2 separate regions of the Homo sapiens genome follow, and region 1 is linked to region 2. A link is an interaction called in ENCODE POLR2A ChIA-PET data of the cell type or tissue named here. Cell type or tissue: Caco-2. All regions are shown on one strand. Each heading gives the region's core, and the rest is flanking DNA. Links, peaks and the distances in the headings are about the cores only. Region 1 has its middle 390 kb from the start of ACTL7B. Region 2 overlaps LOC105376205 (a long non-coding RNA gene).

The links. Peaks named below come from ENCODE experiments on the same cell type or tissue, not always from the same donor. Only the 100,000 strongest peaks of a DNase experiment are listed, where the experiment ranks them.
Region 1: POLR2A ChIA-PET joins it to region 2 with 5 read pairs; 3 of 35 experiments call an interaction of 5 or more read pairs at or near these places.

Annotation. Positions count from the first base shown.
Region 1 is chr9:108,463,839-108,473,000 of GRCh38, forward strand. No RefSeq gene overlaps it. Among named protein-coding and RNA genes, the nearest start is that of ACTL7B, 390 kb to the right of the region's middle. In Caco-2, for the core only: a CTCF peak has its summit at 4,684 (motif pointing right); a DNase peak (open chromatin) is centred at 4,698; H3K27me3 peaks cover 121 bases.
Region 2 is chr9:107,600,278-107,609,439 of GRCh38, forward strand. The region is part of intron 5 of LOC105376205 (a long non-coding RNA gene); the gene reads left to right. Among named protein-coding and RNA genes, the nearest start is that of KLF4, 120 kb to the left of the region's middle. In Caco-2, for the core only: no CTCF peak of the experiment used is centred there; a DNase peak (open chromatin) is centred at 4,974.

The DNA.
Region 1 (9,162 bases), core at 2,999-6,998, 860 kb after region 2:
TCCCATAGATAGATGGTGACCATTTTACAAGCACTCCACCAGGGTCAGAGGAGAACAAGAGGCTCAAGATGCTGTGAGCCTGAGGACTTAGTGGCTGTTCTTCAAATATCCTAGGGACACAGATAATTTAAGAGGGCTCCTTATTTAGGACTCTCAAAACCTCTTACCAAATGTGAGCCATGCTGGATGTTTGAGATGGAATAAAAGGAGTGGATGTGGGACTATGGGACACAGCCAAATTCCCAAGAAGAGAGCCAGAGTTGTGGCTGAGACCCAACCCTTGCCAGTGGAATTCAAAGGCCAGTGGTTGAGCAATGCTTTCTTGGCTTATTCAAAAAGGTGGTGAAAGCTTGGTGCCAAAGTACCACCGTCAGCACCAACATCTTTACTATGGTGCATTATTCACTTACTCCAGCTAGACCCTATTCAAAGCACACACTTTATACAAAGAAACCCATGAGGCGTGTATCATTTTCTCCATTTCACAGAGGAGGAGACTGAGCCCCTGAGAGTCTGGGTGAATTGCCTAACATCACACAGCTATTAAGGGCAGCCCAGTACTCTCTAAGGGATGAAAACTGTGAATTGATATACACACCCAGAGCCTCCACCAGCAGCCATAAAGTTTGCAGCCGAGACAAAGTAAGTTATTTAACTGATTTTATAGCAGTTCTGCCTTGCTTCTATTATACTAACAACTGGGCATTGTCCTCTTGGTGTAGCTGTAAGGGCTGTTATATGGTAAAGCAATTAATTATCTGCCTTTTGATATTTTCTCTTTGCTCTAGGAAGCCAAAATTGTTTTCTCTTTTTTTTTCAGTTCCACCTGTAAAGGAAATGTATGAAAAATTAGTTCTACTAGGAAATTCTATGATACCTAGACTGTAAAAAAAAATTTTATCTGGAATTTGCAAAATCTAGCATAATGTTTTACTATAGAACTAATGTGTCATCATTGGATCTAATCTGGCTGCCATTTATTTCTCTTCAGAGAAGCAGACTTGTTTCTTGTTCTCGATGAAATATGTCTTAAATTCTGAATGCACTGTGCTGTGTTGCATTCGTCATTACATAGCTACAGGGAATGAAAATGAAAACAACCAATTTTCTTAATTAAAGAGTTCTAGTAAGACAAGCATTGCTCTATGCACCACTTTTCATTTGTCTTGGCAAATAGTAACGACAATAATAACAATACTATGAATTTAGACAGTTCCTTTCTTCCAAGAAGTTCAAAGCTCTAATGCGTCATGAGAACAGACACACAGGTAGTAGTAAACTTGGAAAGGAGAAATAAATGTTATGTGTGCCATATTAAAACACAAAAACAAAACCACAATTTATTTGATGAATATTTTTTCTTCAGATGGATGCAGTATGGTGTGAGAAAGAAAAAGAAAAACACACAAAACTTAAGACGCAGATGTGTGTGAACCTCAGCCCTGCCACAAACTAGCTGGGGGTCCAGCCTTAAACAACTTTCAGCCTTGCTAAGTCTCAAGATTCTCACCTATAACAGAGAAATAGTGAATATCTGTCTCATATGATTATCATTGTGATAAAGTAAGTTATGTAAGGCACTTTATAGGTCACAAAGTCTCATAGCACAAATGTTACATTATTGTTTTCTTACAATGCAAGTAGAAAAAGTTTCAAGCAAGCTAACTTGCACAGCTGCACATCATCCCATCATTCTCCACAACCCATCCTCAGCTTTTATTCTCCAATTCTTGCACTGGTACCTGGAATGTTCATCAATCTTTATTGAAATGGGATGAATTAAATTCTACTAAATTTATATTCTTTACACAGATTCATAAAAACAACAGATATGGCAATATGATGTCCCATACCTTTTAATTCTAGGAGATCAGCTTTATAACCCACATGAACAGAGGCAGCTCCAAATTAACTTAACAGTAAGGATTTAGGAGGCTAAAAATTCTTCAAATGTCTTTAGAATTCAATAGAACACTTGCTTTTAAATTCAATTAATTGAGAATCTTTAATGTTTTTAAGATATATTTTAATCATTCAAGAATAAATAGGAATTTCAAAATAAATAGAAGTTGGTACTTATTTTCCCAACTCCCAAATACTTTTAGGCTATTAAACTCTCATCCCTTTGGGGAGAAAATAGTTTCGCAACAGAATTTCAACAAGGGAAAATTATCACCTGCAAGTGTACATCATATTACCACTAAAAAGGGCTTCCACATCTCTTGTTTTGTTCTGTTTTGTTTTGTTTTGTTTTGTTTGAAACCAAGTCTTGCTCTATCGCCCAGGCTGGAGTGCTGTGGCGCAATCTCGGCTCACTGCAACCTCAGCCTCCCTGGCTCAAGCGATTCTTGTGCCTCAGCCTCCCAAGTAGCTGCGATTACAGGTACCTGCCACCACGCCCAGCTAATTTTTATATTTTTAGTAGAGACATTTTAGTTTCACCACGTTGGCCAGGCTGGTCCTGAATTCCCGATCTAAGGTGATCCTCCTGCCCTGGACTCTCAAAGTTCTGGGATTACAGATGTAAGCCACCATACTGGCCTTCCACATCTCTTATCTAATTTGATCCTCATAGTAGTTTCCCATTCTACAGATGATGAGACTGAGTCATAGACCAATTATGTCACTTGATCATAAGCAATGAGGTTAGGACTAAAAACACAGTTCTTCATTGCCTGAAAATGATAATAACTCCAGGAATAGAAAAGTACCATGAAAGTACCCTCAGCTTTAAGCATTACACCAATAAATAAATGATTCGTTTGGCTGACTATATGAGCAAAGGAAGAGTAGCTTCACCAACACTGCCAACAAAAACTGAATAGCACAGCCAGCCTTTTGAACTTGGCCTACTCAGTACCTCAGACAAGGTCTGGGTGTAGGTTTAATAGTTATGGGTTGGTGGTGGAGGTTGATTAGGTTTTTTGGTTTGGTTTGGTTTTGATTTTGTTTTGTGGATTTGATTTTCTTTTCCCTAAAACTGAACTAACAATTATTTGACTAACTGACCAAATGAACTAGCGGTTTTGGCATCAAAAAGACATAACCTAAAAATAGAAAAGGAAACAAAGAAATAGAACAAGAAATAATGGGGTTAAGATGAAAATATAATGGACATTAAAATCAGACAGCAAAAAAGAAACAATAAGGAAATAAAGCACATAGATATTGCCCCTAAAGTAAGTATGTACTCCTAGAAAGCTGAAAAAAAGATAATTTTAAAGCATTTAATCACTTTTATACTTTTTACTTAATTGTTTTTGTTTCTTTGGGGAGGGGAAACAATGATAAAATGGAAAATAAATTTTAAATAATCACCCAAGATGCTGATATAAAATGTATTATTTATTTTATATTTAAACATTTCTAAATGACTTTAGGATGGATTACATATACTTTTTCCAAGTCCTTGATGAAAAGAGTAACTGCTTTGTGATTTATCTTTGTGTAAGTACAGTCTTCCACGTAGCAGATTTGTTTAGAATAAAATTCAGGCTGGTAGCAAATCCTTCCTGGGCTTCCCTGTGGCTCCTAGCACATTTCTCTGTGCAATGTCACAGAAAGAGCCAGACTGGAATAAGCAGCTCTCTCTTCCAAAGAAGCACTTATAAAAGTATATATACAACATGGACCGTCATGACTATCATCAGCCTTCCTACAAAAGATGCAAAACTTCCTTATAGAAAAATCTACCACACATTGAGAGCTTTGTGTTAGTCAGATACAATGCAAAGTCCTGAATATAATTTTTATTTTTATATAACCTTACAACAACCTCTGTGACTAGGTACTCATATTCTCACTTGACAGTGGAGGAAATTGAAACTAAAAGAAGTTCAGTAAGCAGCCTGTGATCAGAGGGCACACAAGTGTTGGAATTGGGATATAAACCCAAGTGTTCCAAGTTCCAAAGCCATTTTGGATGTGGTCACTGCTTTAGAAGCAAAGAGCATGGTCATGCCACTGTCATCTGCAGGCACACCACCAGGGCCAAAGTCCAACAATCCCGGATGTCAGTTTTCACAGAATTGGACTTGATCCTAGGAGAGAGCTTAGTGAGTTCCAAAGAATGGCAGATTGGCATGTACTTCAGAATAGTCATCTACTTTGTAATCACTCTCCCAGCATCATTTTAATGTCACTCCCTTCTCTATTTCTGCCTTTAGTTTTTATACTGAGAGGTTAACCCAAAATATACTGTGTTATCTTGCAGGGAGACAGTGTGGGAAGGCAGTAAGAACGTGCACTCACTCTGTGGAAAGTAATAAGGATAACAACAGTGACTAGCTATGAGGCACTGTCCTGGGGCGTCATTGATGCATTCTCTTCTAATCTTCAGCTATTCCATGGTGTATTTATCATCTCCTCACATAACAGATTAGGAACTTGAGCTCGGAGGAACTTCCGGAGTTTGGCTCCAGGCTCCTTCACTCACTCCCCGAATGACCTTGAGTAGCTTGGTCAAGCTACTCAACCTCCTGAAGCCTCAGTTTATCATCTATACCAAACTCATGGAACTACTGCAAATATATAGAGTAATCTTGACACACAAAGGCTGTTTGTCTTACTCTGTTCAATACATCTTTTCAACATCTAACAGAGTGCCTTAAAGTAGTAGTGAGGTAGGAGACCAGCAGGACTTTTTTTCCTAGTCCAGACAGGATGAAGTGGAAAAAACAGCCAGAACCAGCAGGTGGCGCTGAAAGAGATTGCTAGTTGCCCTCATTGCTCATTAGCATAATATATTCCCACCAGTGCCATGACAGTTTACAAATGCCATGGCAATGACCCGAAAGTTACCTCCTGTTTCCATGACAATGACTTCAAAGTTACTACTCCTCTTCTAGAAAGTTCTGCATAAACGACTCCTTGATTTGCATGTAATTAAAAATTAGTATAAATCCAGCTAGCCAATAGCACGAGTGCTAACTCTGGGCACATGGCCTTGAGTTAGCCATTATCCACAAAAAGCAACTCCAATTCAATAAGACATTGCTGTCTAACACCACTGGCTTGCCCTTTGGTTCTTTCCTGGGCAAGCCAAGAACCCTCCGCAGCTAAGCCCCAGTATTGGAGCTCACTTGCCTGCCTGCATCAGCAAAATTTGGTTATGGTTTAATTTGGTGTTGATATAGAGATTAGTTGATAGAAAGATGGAATGGTGTTGAAAGGATGATATGAAATGAACATCTGTGGATTAAATTCTCAGGAAGCAGGAGAGCCTGTCAGGCCTGTTGAAGAAGGAGCCCTGTGAACTGTGGCACTCATCTTCTCTGCCTTCAGCCTGCTTATCTGAGATACGAATTTAACTGCAGGTCGTTGGAGATAGGAGAGAGGAGGATGGAAGAGCTCCTCCCCCACTGACTTCCCTCCATTGGTTAAAGTGTAAAACTCCTCCATTGTATGACCCCATTATGCTTTCTCCACTTCATGTAGTAACATGACCTGCAAAACCTGATGTGTTGTCCATTCCAGACCAATAGCTTTCTATGCCTCAAACCCCCCTTGATCTTTCAAACCTCTGTTGATTCCACTCCCTCATTTAGAATGCCCTTCCATCATTTCTTCTTGCCAAACTTCCAGATCCTCCTAGAAGAACTCAAATGGCATTTCTTTTCAGGACCTTCTTGGATTTTAGCACAGTTAACTAGATCAACCCAGCACAGTCTACATGGTGTCACACTAGATATAAATGTATGCCCCATACAACACACTCGAGGAATTAATTTCGCCTTATTCCTCTCTGTATCCACAGCAGATGCCCCAGAGTCTGGCCCGGGATACTTCTTGTACAGCTGAAAAAAAATAAAATGGGGTGAGATCAGAGTTCCCTTAACCTTGACCTCCGCAGTAGACCATAAAGCAAGTATATGTTCCCCAGGGCGTCGACGCCTTTATCCTCGGCTCCCTTTCTGTTTCTGCTTTAAGTATTAACAAACTCAACACGGCTGTGGTTTGCCTTCCACGGCAATGGAAACTAGATTGGGTTAGAATTATTTTAATACTGAAAATAGGAAGAACACTGGTGAGTCATCCTCCTTAGTCACCATGGGGCCAAAGTTTAGGACAAACCAAGAGGGAACTCTGCCCTTAACCACATCTGAAATGGAAAATGTCCACTGGCTCTCATCCCCACCATCCTTTACCATGATTCTTGGACTGGGTTCCATAGGAAGTGTTATAGAGCTGTTTTCCATTGGCATCGAGGTGAAGCATGGGTGGAATGTACCACAGTGACGAAAAGGCAAGCAGTGAGGGTGCAACACAAGGTCCTAGAGTCACAGCCCTATTGTCAGCCGTCTTTTCCTGGTGTTTCTGTGGCCTGTCTCTAAAGGTACCAAATGCTTAGAAGGCTGAGTTGTAACCACCAACATTATTGTGTACACATATCTGTCCCCTTTCTCCTCGCAACAAGAGCAGAGAAACTCTAAAATTAAGACAAACGAATTGGTACACTCTCATGAGTTAACATGTATCTATTGAGGGCCTATTATGAGCCAGGAGTTAGGCATAGAGGATACCATGGTAAGCAAATATATCCACAGCCCCTACCATCATGGCAAATAGCATTGGCATGAGTAGAGTGAACCCTGGAACCAAATCGCCCATCTAACCTGATTATCAACTCTGCCATCTGTAATCCACAGAACCTTGAATAAATGGATTAGCCTCTCTATGCTTCAGTTTCCTCATCTGGAAAATGGGAAGGATAATAATAAATATCTACCTTTTAGAGTCATTATAAACACTAAATAACACATGTAAAGCTCCTGAAAAATAGTAAACTCTCAGTAAATTTTAGTCATTTGCATTTTAGTGAAGGACACAAACATTAACCAAAATGACATCGAAAGAAACCGACGTGATTATAAATGAGCTACAAGTGGTATGATAGTGAAGGTGAACACTAGGCATGCCTATATGAGACTGGTGATCAAAAAAGACTTCCCTGGGGAAGTATATTGAAAAGGTGGGGTAGGAGTTGTTTAAGGCAGAAGCTCTGCGGTGAAGAATACAGAACACATTCCAGAAACTGGAAAAGCAACGGAGCATCTCCCACAAGGTTTAAGGAGCCTGCTCCAACATGACATGAACAGATGAGCTCACATTGGATGGAAAGAGCACCCACACAGCACGCTCAGAGGGAGTCCGCAAAGGATGCACAGTTGGCCCAGGTGCAGGTCTCCATGCTCCTCTACAACACAGGGCCCAATTTTCCACCCTGGACTCTGAGTGGTTTGGAATTATCACTGGAACCCTTGCGCAAAAACTGTTCAATGCTATTTTAGTGTGTTAGAGTATCTGTATGTGTTTCACAGAGTAAGAGAAAGGCAGGCACCTGAGTAAGGAGGAAATAGTCTGATCTCACTCTCCCTGCCCATAATTGGCCACTCCTTGCCTATGGCCATCACTTTCCCTATGGGCCCCTGAGGGAGAGACTCACTCACAGACAACTCTACTCCAGTGTGTTATGGGACTTGAGGAGACCATTTTCCCCTTTGAGAACTGAGTTTTGAGGCCTGGCCCAGTAACTCACACCCATAATCCCAGCACTTCAGGAGGCTAAGGCAGGAGAATTGCTTGAGGCCAGGAGTTCAAGACCAGCCTGGGCAACATAGTGTGGCCCTGTATTTACTAAAAATAAAAAAAAAAAATTTGCTAGATATGATGGCACATGACCGTAGTACCAGATACTCCTGAGGCTAAGGCAGGAGGATGGTTTGAACCCAGAAATGGTGACTGCAGTGAGCTGTGATTGCACCATTGCACCCCTGTCTGGGTGACAGAGCAAGACCCTGTCTCAAAAAAGGAAATAATAAGAAGAAGAGGAAGAAGAATTGAATCAGGTAAAGTCAAAGACCTTGTGTAAAGCCCCAGTTCCATTCACTATTCGTGACACAGCCCACTTTCCCATTTTTCTACCTCTTCTGCTTTAGATTCACATATCGCCAGATGTGGAAACACCTTCATTTTACTTAGTGGATATGAGGTGAATAACGTGCCAAGATTGGAAGAGGGAGAGGAGGAGAGAGAGTTTGGGCTCCTAATCAGGATGGATCAGCTGAGGCCCTGTGCAAAATTAAAATGCGAGACCCCTTTCTTAAAAAGTTAAGAATTTCAAGATGGCAAAAACACAGCATTCAGTCAAACACAGAGCCCTCTGAGCACAGGCTCAGTGCAACTGCAGGGTCACACACCCATGTAGCCTCCTGGCTCTGGATCTAATGCCCTTTCCTCTGTTACCTGCTGACTTCTCCTTTCTCCTCATTCCCATTCCCAGCCTCCATAGATTCTAAGTAACAAAGAAATAAATGCTATGTTTAAGTTTGAAAGACTGATTGGATTTATGAGAGAAAACTATGCAATCTCTGGGGAAAAAATGAAAAACAATTGAAGAACATCATCTCTTTTAATTTTTTTTTTTTTTTACCCTCTTCAAAGTTCTCTTTACTTCCAAGAAACGGCCATGTGAGCAGAAAAAAAAAGGCCAGGATACAAAATTCAGTAGGTTGGAGATTTGGGAATAAATCACACATTGAATTTTCTAAATAAAAGTCAGCATGTCCCTATGTACAACAGAGAATACCCCGGGCCCCAGAGAACAGCTCTGGACAGTTCCTATTTCTGGATTCCTGAGTGGGTTACTAATAAAGACCATCCACATTCAACAAGACAAAGTGAGATGCGGTCAATACAAAGCCCTGCCATTAGGTGGGTCACAGCCCTGATGGAATCAGCCGAGCTGAAAAAGCCCAGGTTGAGAGGGGCCGGTTGACATGATGCTTGTCACAGGGCAAAGGTCTCACAGGCCTGGCAAATAAAGTTAAAGGTACCACAGCTGGCTATATCAACAAAGGTATAAAGGCCATGGCATGGAAGGTGAAATTCTGTTCTACGTGAGCATTAAGAATGCGGAGCTGTAGGTAGGATGTTCTCTGCTTTAAGTCCTTCATCATAAGTGGTAAAGGATAAGAACATGGAGAAGTGTTGTAGGTCAGGATGGAGGAAGATCTCAAAATGGCAGCACCCATGGAAGAAGCTCTTCATCTGAAGAAGAGCAATCTCAAGGAAGTCCTGGGCGGCTTTGAAAGGCTGTCAGGAGGAAGCTGGATTCAGCATATTCAGTGTAGCTCAGGAAATCAAGAGATGTGGGTGGGTGAG
Region 2 (9,162 bases), core at 2,775-6,774:
CCATTTCCCTTTTATTCCTGGCCTCACTTTATAGGTAGTTCTCATCAGAGGCATTTTATCTTGGCTGAACTTTTGGCAATGGCAAAGCTGAGGGAAATGCTTTTTTTTTTTTTTTTTTTAAACAAGCCTCCACCTTTTTACAGGCCCCTCTTGCCAGCACTTTCTGTTATCAGGAGCTGGGAGATTTCATAGTTCTCATTTGTCATTGAACTAGAGTGTTTTCCTGTCCTGCCTCTTCCCAGGGGTGTTGACCTTGGAAAAGTGACTCAGTCTCCTTGAATCTCATTTTCTTTACTTGTAAATGAGGGTAATTATATTTACCCAGCTGAATTCTAGGGTGGTGCTTTTCCAACTTTCTCTGGGGAACCACCAGGGATTTTTTTTTTTTAATTCATTTATTTATCTTTTTTTTTTTTTTTTTTTTTTTTTTTTTTTGAGACAGGGTCTTGCTCTGTCACCCAGGCTGGAGTACAGTGATGTGATCTTGGCTCACTGCAACCTCCACCTCCCAGGTTCAAGTGATTCTCCTCCCTCAGCCTCCCGAGTAGCTGGGACTATAGGTGCACGCCACCACACCTAGCTAATTTTTGTATTTTTAGTAGAGACGGGGTTTCACCATGTTGACCAGGCTCGTCTTGAACTGCTGACCTAAAGTGATCCACCTGCCTGGGTCTCCCAAAGTGCTGGGATTACAAGCTTGAGCCACCACACCCGGCCTATTTATTTTAATTTTTTATTTTTCAATCCGTGATGAACCAGTACAAGCATGCAGCTTGGGCCATATGCAACCTGAGTTCAACAGCACCCAAACTAGTCTAGACCCCATTCCAGAAGACAAGTCTGCTAGTCACATGCTTGAATGTTATTGCACTGTTAAAACACTAGAGAGGTTTCTAACATGTTGCTTTCAATTCTGTGTTTATTATTGTGAACTGGAAACGCGTAGTTCGCAGACTAGCATCAGTCCATGGACCAGATTCGAGCGACACTGCCTTAGTAGTCTTACGAAATCCAATCAAGGCAACTTATGGGGTAGGGCTTTGGGACTGAGGGTGTGCTTTATATGTAACTTGCATATGTGAACCGTGTTTATGGGATCATAATGTAATGCCGATCTCATGTTTCCTGAATGTTTGTAACTCTTTCTTTGTCTTCTCTGGTTATATTCTTGGGCTGACAATGTTTTCTGGTATGTCCTTTTCTCTTTGCTTGTGACTTGGCATTCTATTCTGCACTGGAACACAGTATGTCCGCATACAAAGGCTGCAGGTTTTAGAGTCAGGGTTGGAGCTAGAATTTGGGCTCTGATACTTTCTAGTGATGAGATGTTGGACAAATTGTTTGATTGTCCCTCAACTTCTGCATTAATTTAATTTAACTTAATTAATTTATTTTTTTGAGACAGGGTCTGGCTCTATCACCCAGGCTGGAGTGCAGTCATGATAACTTGGCTCACTGCAACCTCCACCTCCTGGGCTCAAGCCATCCTCCTACCTCAGCCTCCTGAGTAGCTGGGACTACAGATGTGTACCGCCACACCTGGGTAATTTAAAAATTTTTTTAGAGATGGGGTTTCACTTTGTTGCTCAGGCTGGTCTCCAACTCCTGAGCTCAAGTGATCAACCCACCTAGGCCTCCCAAAGTGCTGGGATCACAGGCTTGAGCCACTGCCCTCTTTTCTATTAACAGAGTGCTGATAATACCTAGCTGGTGGCTATTGTGAGAATTAAATGATTTAATGTGAAAAACCATGTCTTGTGTCTAGTAGGTACCCAGTAAAGCAGCTTGCTTTGCTCTTGTACTCTGATGACATTTTTGTCTGTCTTACATTCTGTGTGATTTGGAGGCTCAGGAAGTGGCACAGGCAGGCTAATAAACCATGGTGGCGGCAGCATCATAGATCGTGATGTCAGCATAGCCCCCATACTTTGCTGTTGCCCCAAGAGGAGCCAGAATCAAACACTATGGGTGAGCTAAGTGCTGAATCCCTTCTCTTTAATAGTGTCTCTACCTCAAGGGACCCCTGGAGCCCACACAGCCACAGAGTCCCAAAAGGTCCCTGCTGATGGGGCTCGGGCTATTGGGCACAGATGCTGTTCGGTGCCTGTCCTTTGCTTAGGGCATTCTTCCCAGCTGACAGAGCCCTGGTTTAGTCATGGAAGGTGTCTCTGTCTCCAGCTCAGGGGTGAATCTTGATTAGTTTAACCAGTAACTGCAATCCCATGTTCCCTTATCAGTAATGAATTTTGGGGTGGGTGTGTCTCTCAGTACGGCCTGAGACTTAAAGTCAAACTCCTAGGCTCAAGTGATCCTCCTTCCTCAGCCTCCTGAGTCGCTGGGACTACAGGCACACGGCACCACACCTGGCTGATTAAAAACAAAAAAAAAAGCCCGGGTGCGGTGGCTCACACCTGTAATCCTAGCACTTTGGGAGGCCCAGGTGGGCAGATCACGAGGTCAGGAGTTCGAGACCAGCCTGACCAACATGGCGAAACCCTGTCTCTACTAAAAATACGAAAATTAGCTGGGTATGGTGGCATGCGCCTGTAATCCCAGTTACTCAGGAGGCTGAGGCAGGAGAATCACTTGAACCCAGGAGGTGGAGATTGCAGTGAGCTGAGATTGTGCCACCGCACTCCAGGCTGGTGACAAGCTAAAACTCCATTTCAAAAAAAAAAAAAAATTAAAGCAGGGAGCTGATGGGAGGCACCTGGAAAAGGTTTCTTCTACTCTTACCACTAGAAGATTCAGGCTTTTTCTGCCTCTGGATGTTTTTCAATCCAGATGTGAGGTCTAGAACTGTGGCAGCCCTCTTGGGACCATGAGGGGAGCCAGTCTAAGAACAAAGTTGATATGTTGAGACATGGAAAAAACATGGATCCTAGATGAAGTTATTGAATCAGCTCTGAAGTCACTCCACCTCTGGCCTTTATGGTGTATAAATTGGACAAAATGAACTTGTAATCATTGTGCTAGCACTCCGTATCAAAATCCTCAAATAAAATGTGAGGAAATGGCTTTGCCGGTACTGTGCAATGCTGAAGGCAGAGTGATGTTTGAGAATTCCTGGGCATGGACTCTGCTTTCTTTCTGCAGTTGAGGAAATGGACTCATTCATGTTGTGTTTAAACATTCCCTTGAATAGAAGCCATAGATGTTAGAGTAAATTCTATTCTAGTGACATGAGCAACGAGTAAAAAAGAGCAGTGACATAGCCCTTTGAATCTCATTAGAAGCCTCACTAAGATGTGTGCTGTGATCTGCACCTGACTGACTGACGTGTTATTCTGAATTCAATAATATTCTCTACCTTTGAATAATTAAAACGGGGACTTACTATAATGGGTAAGGATGTGTAGGGGTGTGTGTGTGTGTGTGTGTGTGAGTGTGTGTGTGCCTCTTCTGTAACTCACCTGAAATCCCTGTAGTTGTTCTATTTGAGGTAATACATTTCCTAATAATTCTTCTTCTTTCTTCTTTCTTCTTTTTTGAGACAGGATCTTACTCTGTCACCCAGGCTAGAGTGCAGTGGTGCAATCATAGCTCACTGCAGCCTCAAACTCCTAGGCTCAAGTGATCCTCCCTCCTTAGCTTCCTGAGTTGCTGGGACTACAGGCACACGTCACCACACCCAGCTAATTAAAAAAATAAAAACACTTTGTGTGTGTGTGTGTGTGTTTAGAGCTGGGGTCTTGCAATGTTGCTCAGGCTGTCTCAAACTTCTATACTTTAGTGATTCCCCACCTCAGCCTCCCGAAGTGGTGGGATTGCAAGTGTGAGCCACCATGCCTGGCCTAAATTTCCTAATTCTTTAAGTCGCTTTAAGTTGAGTGGCTTATTCTTTGCTCTTGAAAACACCTTAATTGATATATGTTCCAACTGTGAGTGTTTGGCCAGTGGGTTCAGGGGTAACACTGGGGTTAGGGACACAAAAGCATATGCTTTCTAAATTTTGCTCTAAGTTTTCACAGTGAATCTGAGAGATCATGTTTGAAATAATCCAGTCCATTCTGCCCTTCATTCATTTGTTTGTTTGAACCTGTTGAGTGCTTCTCATGTGTCAACCACTGTGCCTGGCACTGGGAATGCATTGGAGAAGCGGTCTTGCCTTGGGAACATCATGATCTAATTGACAAACACTTTGGTGGCTCTGCCTGCTAAACTCTCTTACAGGATTCTCAATATCTTGGAAACCATTTATGTGTCCCTTCAAGATTTTTTTTTTTTTTTTTTTTTTTTTAGACAGAGTCTCACTCTGTTGCTTAGGCTGGAGTGCAGTGGCGCAATTGCGGCTTATTGCAACCTCTGCCTCCCGGGTTCAAGCGATTCTCCTGCCTCAGCCTCCCAAGTAACTGGGATTACAGGCACCTGCCACCACGCCCAGCTAATTTTTTGTATCTTTAGTAGAGATGGGGTTTCATCATGTTGGGCAGGCTGGTCTCGAACTCCTGACCTCAGGTGATCCACCTGCTTTGGCCTCCCAAAGTGCTGGAATTACAGGCATGAGCCACCGTGCCCGGCCCACTTCAAGATTTTTAATCCATCTGAGATGTGCCAGGGAAGGAGAGACTTGTTTCTGTTGTCATTAGAAAACCCAGGTTTGTGTGGCGCTGGTTTCAATAAATGTGTCCATCATGTTGGTCAGCAAGAACATCACGTTGGGAAGTGTAATAGCCATAGCTTTTCTTTACATGCTAAAACACAATAAATATTTACATTGGAGGCAGAAAGTAACCACATATTAAATATCTGGGTCTCAGATCATGGGTTATTGGTTTTCAAATGGGCATTTTTTTCAGCTTTATGATCCACCCTAGTGACAGTGGTGATACTTCTCTATACTTCTGTGCAGGTCCTGATGTGTATTCACTGGCTCTTGTGTCCTTATCTTATCTAAAGCATTGTAGAAGAGAACAAATACATCTAATCTTCAGGACAGTGCCTTTGCAGGTGGACAGGGATAGCATATCAAGCACTGAACACTTTGAGCCGGGGAGGCTTTGAGCTTGTGATGTCTTCAGGGAAATGAACATGTGACATGGGGGAATAAGTCTGTTTTTTTTTTAATTAATTAATTAATTAATTTTTTTTTGAGATGGAGTTTTGCTTTTGTCACCCAGGCTGGAGTGTAATGGCGCGATCTTGGATCACCACAACATCCGCCTCCCAGGTTCAACCGATTCTCCTGCCTCAGCCTCCCGAGTAGCTGGGATTACAGGCATGCACCAACACGCCCAGCTAATTATGTATTTTTAGTAGAGACGGGGTTTCTCCATGTTGGTCAGGCTGGTCTTGAGCTTCCGACCTCAGGTGATCCACCCACCTCGGCCTCCCAAAGTGCTGGAATTACAGGCGTGAGCCACCATGCCCGGCATAAGTCTGTTTTTTATACAACAAACGAATGACTAGCATCTCTGTGATAGCAGTAAGTCCCAGAACATGGGTCTTCTTCTTTTTTTTTTTTTTTTTTTTTGAGATGGAGTTTTGCTGTTGTTGCCCAGCTGGAGTGCAATGGCACGATCTCAACTCACTGCAACCTCCGCCTCCCGGGTTCAGGCGATTCTCCTGCCTCAGCCTCCCAAGTAGTTGGGATTATAGGTATGCACTACCATGCCTGGCTAATTTTTTATTTTTATTTTTTTTTAGTAGAGACAGGGTTTCACCATGTTGGTCAGGCTGGTCTTGAACTCTTGACCTCAGGTGATCTGCCCACCTCAGCCTTCCAAAGTCCTAGGATTACAGGCGTGAGCCACTGCACCCGGCCCAGTCTTCTTTTTCATCTCTCTGAAACTCGTGCTTTTGCTTCTTAGAGGAGAGCCCCACTTAGGACCTGGCCCTTTTTTCTCATCCTGCATGTTGCCCCTCAGAAAAGAATAATTGAACCAGGCACAAGAGAGAAGGGCTTTTGGTGGATGGAGGATGGCGGTTTTGGCAAAGTGTTCATTTTTCTTTTCTTCAAGCTCAGATGAGGAAACCCAGGTAGGTTGTGAGATGGTATGAAGTGTATGTATTCATCACGAGGGCCCCCACGGGGGCGGAAGGCAGGAGCTGAACTCCTCCCTGGTGTTCAGAGCTGGGGTTGATTGCATGGAGTGAGGATTCTTGGTAAGTGTAGAGTCCAGGCTCTACCCTTGATAATTGCTCCTTCTCTTCTTTGTAGCTTTTACTTGTATTGCTTCTACCACATCATAAACAGTTTATTATATTTCCATTCAATTAAACCCAGGTTTATTGAACTAGATTCAGCGATAGGTACAAGGGACATTGAAATGAATCAGACACTAGTCCTCGCGAGACTCATGAACTAGGGGGAGAGACTGACAGATTGACAGCCCAGAAAACTCAGTATCTAAGTGTCCCTATAAATAAGACACACAGGGGCTAAGAGAGCACAGAGATGGGGCTTCTCACCAGCCATGAGAGGTCATGACGACTTGGGGAACAGTTAGTTCAGTGTGACTGGAGCTGAGTGTCTGTCTTAGTTCAGGCTGCTATTAGCAAATTACTATGGACTGGGTGGCTTAGAAAACAGAGATTGATTTCTCACACTTTGGGGACTGAAAATCCAAGGTCAGGCTGCCAGCATGGTCAGGTTCTGCCACGGTTCCTCTTCCAGGTTGCAGACTACCAACTTTCTGTTGTAGCCTCTCACATGGCGAAGAGAGGGTGGGAGAGAGTTCTCTGGGTCCCCCCGATATTTTTTTGAGACAGTCTCTCTCTGACGCCCAGGCTGGAGTGCATTGGTGCTATCTCAGCTCACTGCAACCTCTGCCTCCTGGGTTCAAGCGATTCTTTGCCTCAGCTTCCCAAGTAGCTGGGACTACAGGCACACGCCACTGCCCTTGGCTAATTTTTGCAGTCACAGGGTTTTGCCATGTTGGCCAGGCTGGTCTCGAACTCCTGATCTCGTTATAATACTCCTTATAATGTAATGATGATTAGCATTATGTTTTTATTGTAATTGTCATTATGATTATTAAATTTATGCATCAAACATTTATCCTAGTTCTGAGCTGTGTACCTCTGAATCCAAGATCCCATTGTAACTTTACAACAGCTCTAGGAGGTTGGCATGATTCCTACAGCCCAAACATTCTGCAGCTTTTCATTCTGAATCTGGTCATTTTGCATAACTCCACATTGCCTGTTTATTGTAAAATCAACTTGTAAGGAAATAAAAAGCACAAGTAAAATAACCCTGGATCTATATGACTTCCACATCACCTGTTTGTTTTTACACCCTCCCTTCCTGTAGTGATCCACATGTGTTTAGATTTTGATTACAGGTATATGTTCATTTTTAAATATAGGTACAATCTGTATGATGTTATATCCTTCCTTTATCACTTAACATTATTTTCTATTCTATATTGCCATGTTTTTCCTTTTCTTTTCTTTTTCTTTCTTTTTTTTTTGAGACGGAGTTTCACTTTTGTTGCCCAGGTTGGAGTGCAATGGTGCAATCTTGGCTCACCGCAACATCTGCCTCCTGAGTTCAAGTGATTCTCCTGCCTCGGCCTCCTGAGTAGCTGGAATTACAGGCACCCACCACCATGCCCAGCTAATTTTTTGTATTTTTAGTAGAGAAGGGGTTTCACTATGTTGACCAGGCTGGTCTTGAACTCCTGACCTTGTGATCCACCCGCCTAGGCCTCCCAAAGTGCTGGGATTACAGGCATGAGCCACCACACCTGGCCTATATTGGGACATTTTTCTAATACTTTATAATTTTCTCTGGCTGTAGTAGCTACCTTGTGGATATGCCATTATTCACTCACTTAAAGACGGCTATTTTTTGAACATTTTAGATTATGGCGACTATCTATGTCTATGGTGTTTTGAAAATTTCTTCTGAGTTGACTTCTCGGAGTAAATTGTCAGGAGAGGAGTTATTAAATTAAAATGTAGTCAACATGTATTTGTTGAGCACCTGTTTGCTCCAGGCTATGCTCAGTAGCTGGAGGCACAGCTATGAATGGGACAAACATGACCCCAGTTCTCCTCAAGCTTTCATTGCTCTGGGGGAGACAGAGACCAAAGGGATAAGCAAATAAACAAACAAAATAATTATGGGCCTGGTGCAGTTGCTTACACCTGTAATCCCAGCACTTTGGGAGGCTGAGGCAAGAGGATCACTTAAGCCCAGGAGTTCAAGACCAGCCTGGGCAACATAGTGAGATCCTGTCTCTACAGAAGATTAAAAAATTAGCTGGGCATGGTGGTGAATATCTGTGGTCCCACCTACTTGGGAGGCTGAGGTGGGAGGACTGCTTGAGCCCATGAAGTCGAGGCTGCAGTGAACCATGTTCATGATACTGCACTCCAGCCTAGACAACAGAGCGAGACCCTGTCTCAAAACAAAAACAAAAATATACACAAAAACAAAAACAAAATCAAAATAATTATGCATTGTGATAGTGCTGTGAAAAGATAAACAAAGTGATGGGATAGAAAATAATGGGAGAGTCCACTTGGATAGCTTTCCTGGCAGCCACTCTGAGAAAGGGTCATTTGAGCTGAGACCCAGAGAATGAGAATGAACTGGCCATTCAGAGTGATCCGCCGAGAGAGAGTGCTCACGTGCAAAATGGGCACCTGAACATATGGAGTGGGCTTGATCTGTGAGCAGTGTACAGTATACAGACAGCCACACGTTTCAGTGTAATCACTTGCTCCAAAAATCTGGATTCTGTTTAGTGAAATTATTTAATTCTTCTCTCCTGACTCCTGTGTGGCCTCCTGATGCGTTTCTCTGTTTTCACTTTTGTCCTTCTTCAATCAATTTGCCACTCAGCAGCCAGCATAACTGTGTAAGCGTGCATCATGCATGAGCTGCAAGTTTGAGAAACCCCATAGTAACCCTGTCTCAAAATATTTAAAAAAAATAGCATTTAATGGCTTACATAGCTGAAAAGTCTGGATACATCTGGGTCCAAAGGGTCAAACTATAGCTCAGGACTTTCTCAGCTCTGCTTGCCTCTGGGAGTTACTCTTATGCATGCTGTCCCCCTGTTGTGGTAAGATGGGCACTAGCAGTTCAGTTTGCGTCTTTACCAACAGGTCTGGCTGAAGTCTTGTTTATTGGCCTGGTTGAGCGACATGCTGGGAGTGGGTTCGTGAATTGGTTGGGATGATGGAGAGGCGGGGGGAGGCAGTAATCAA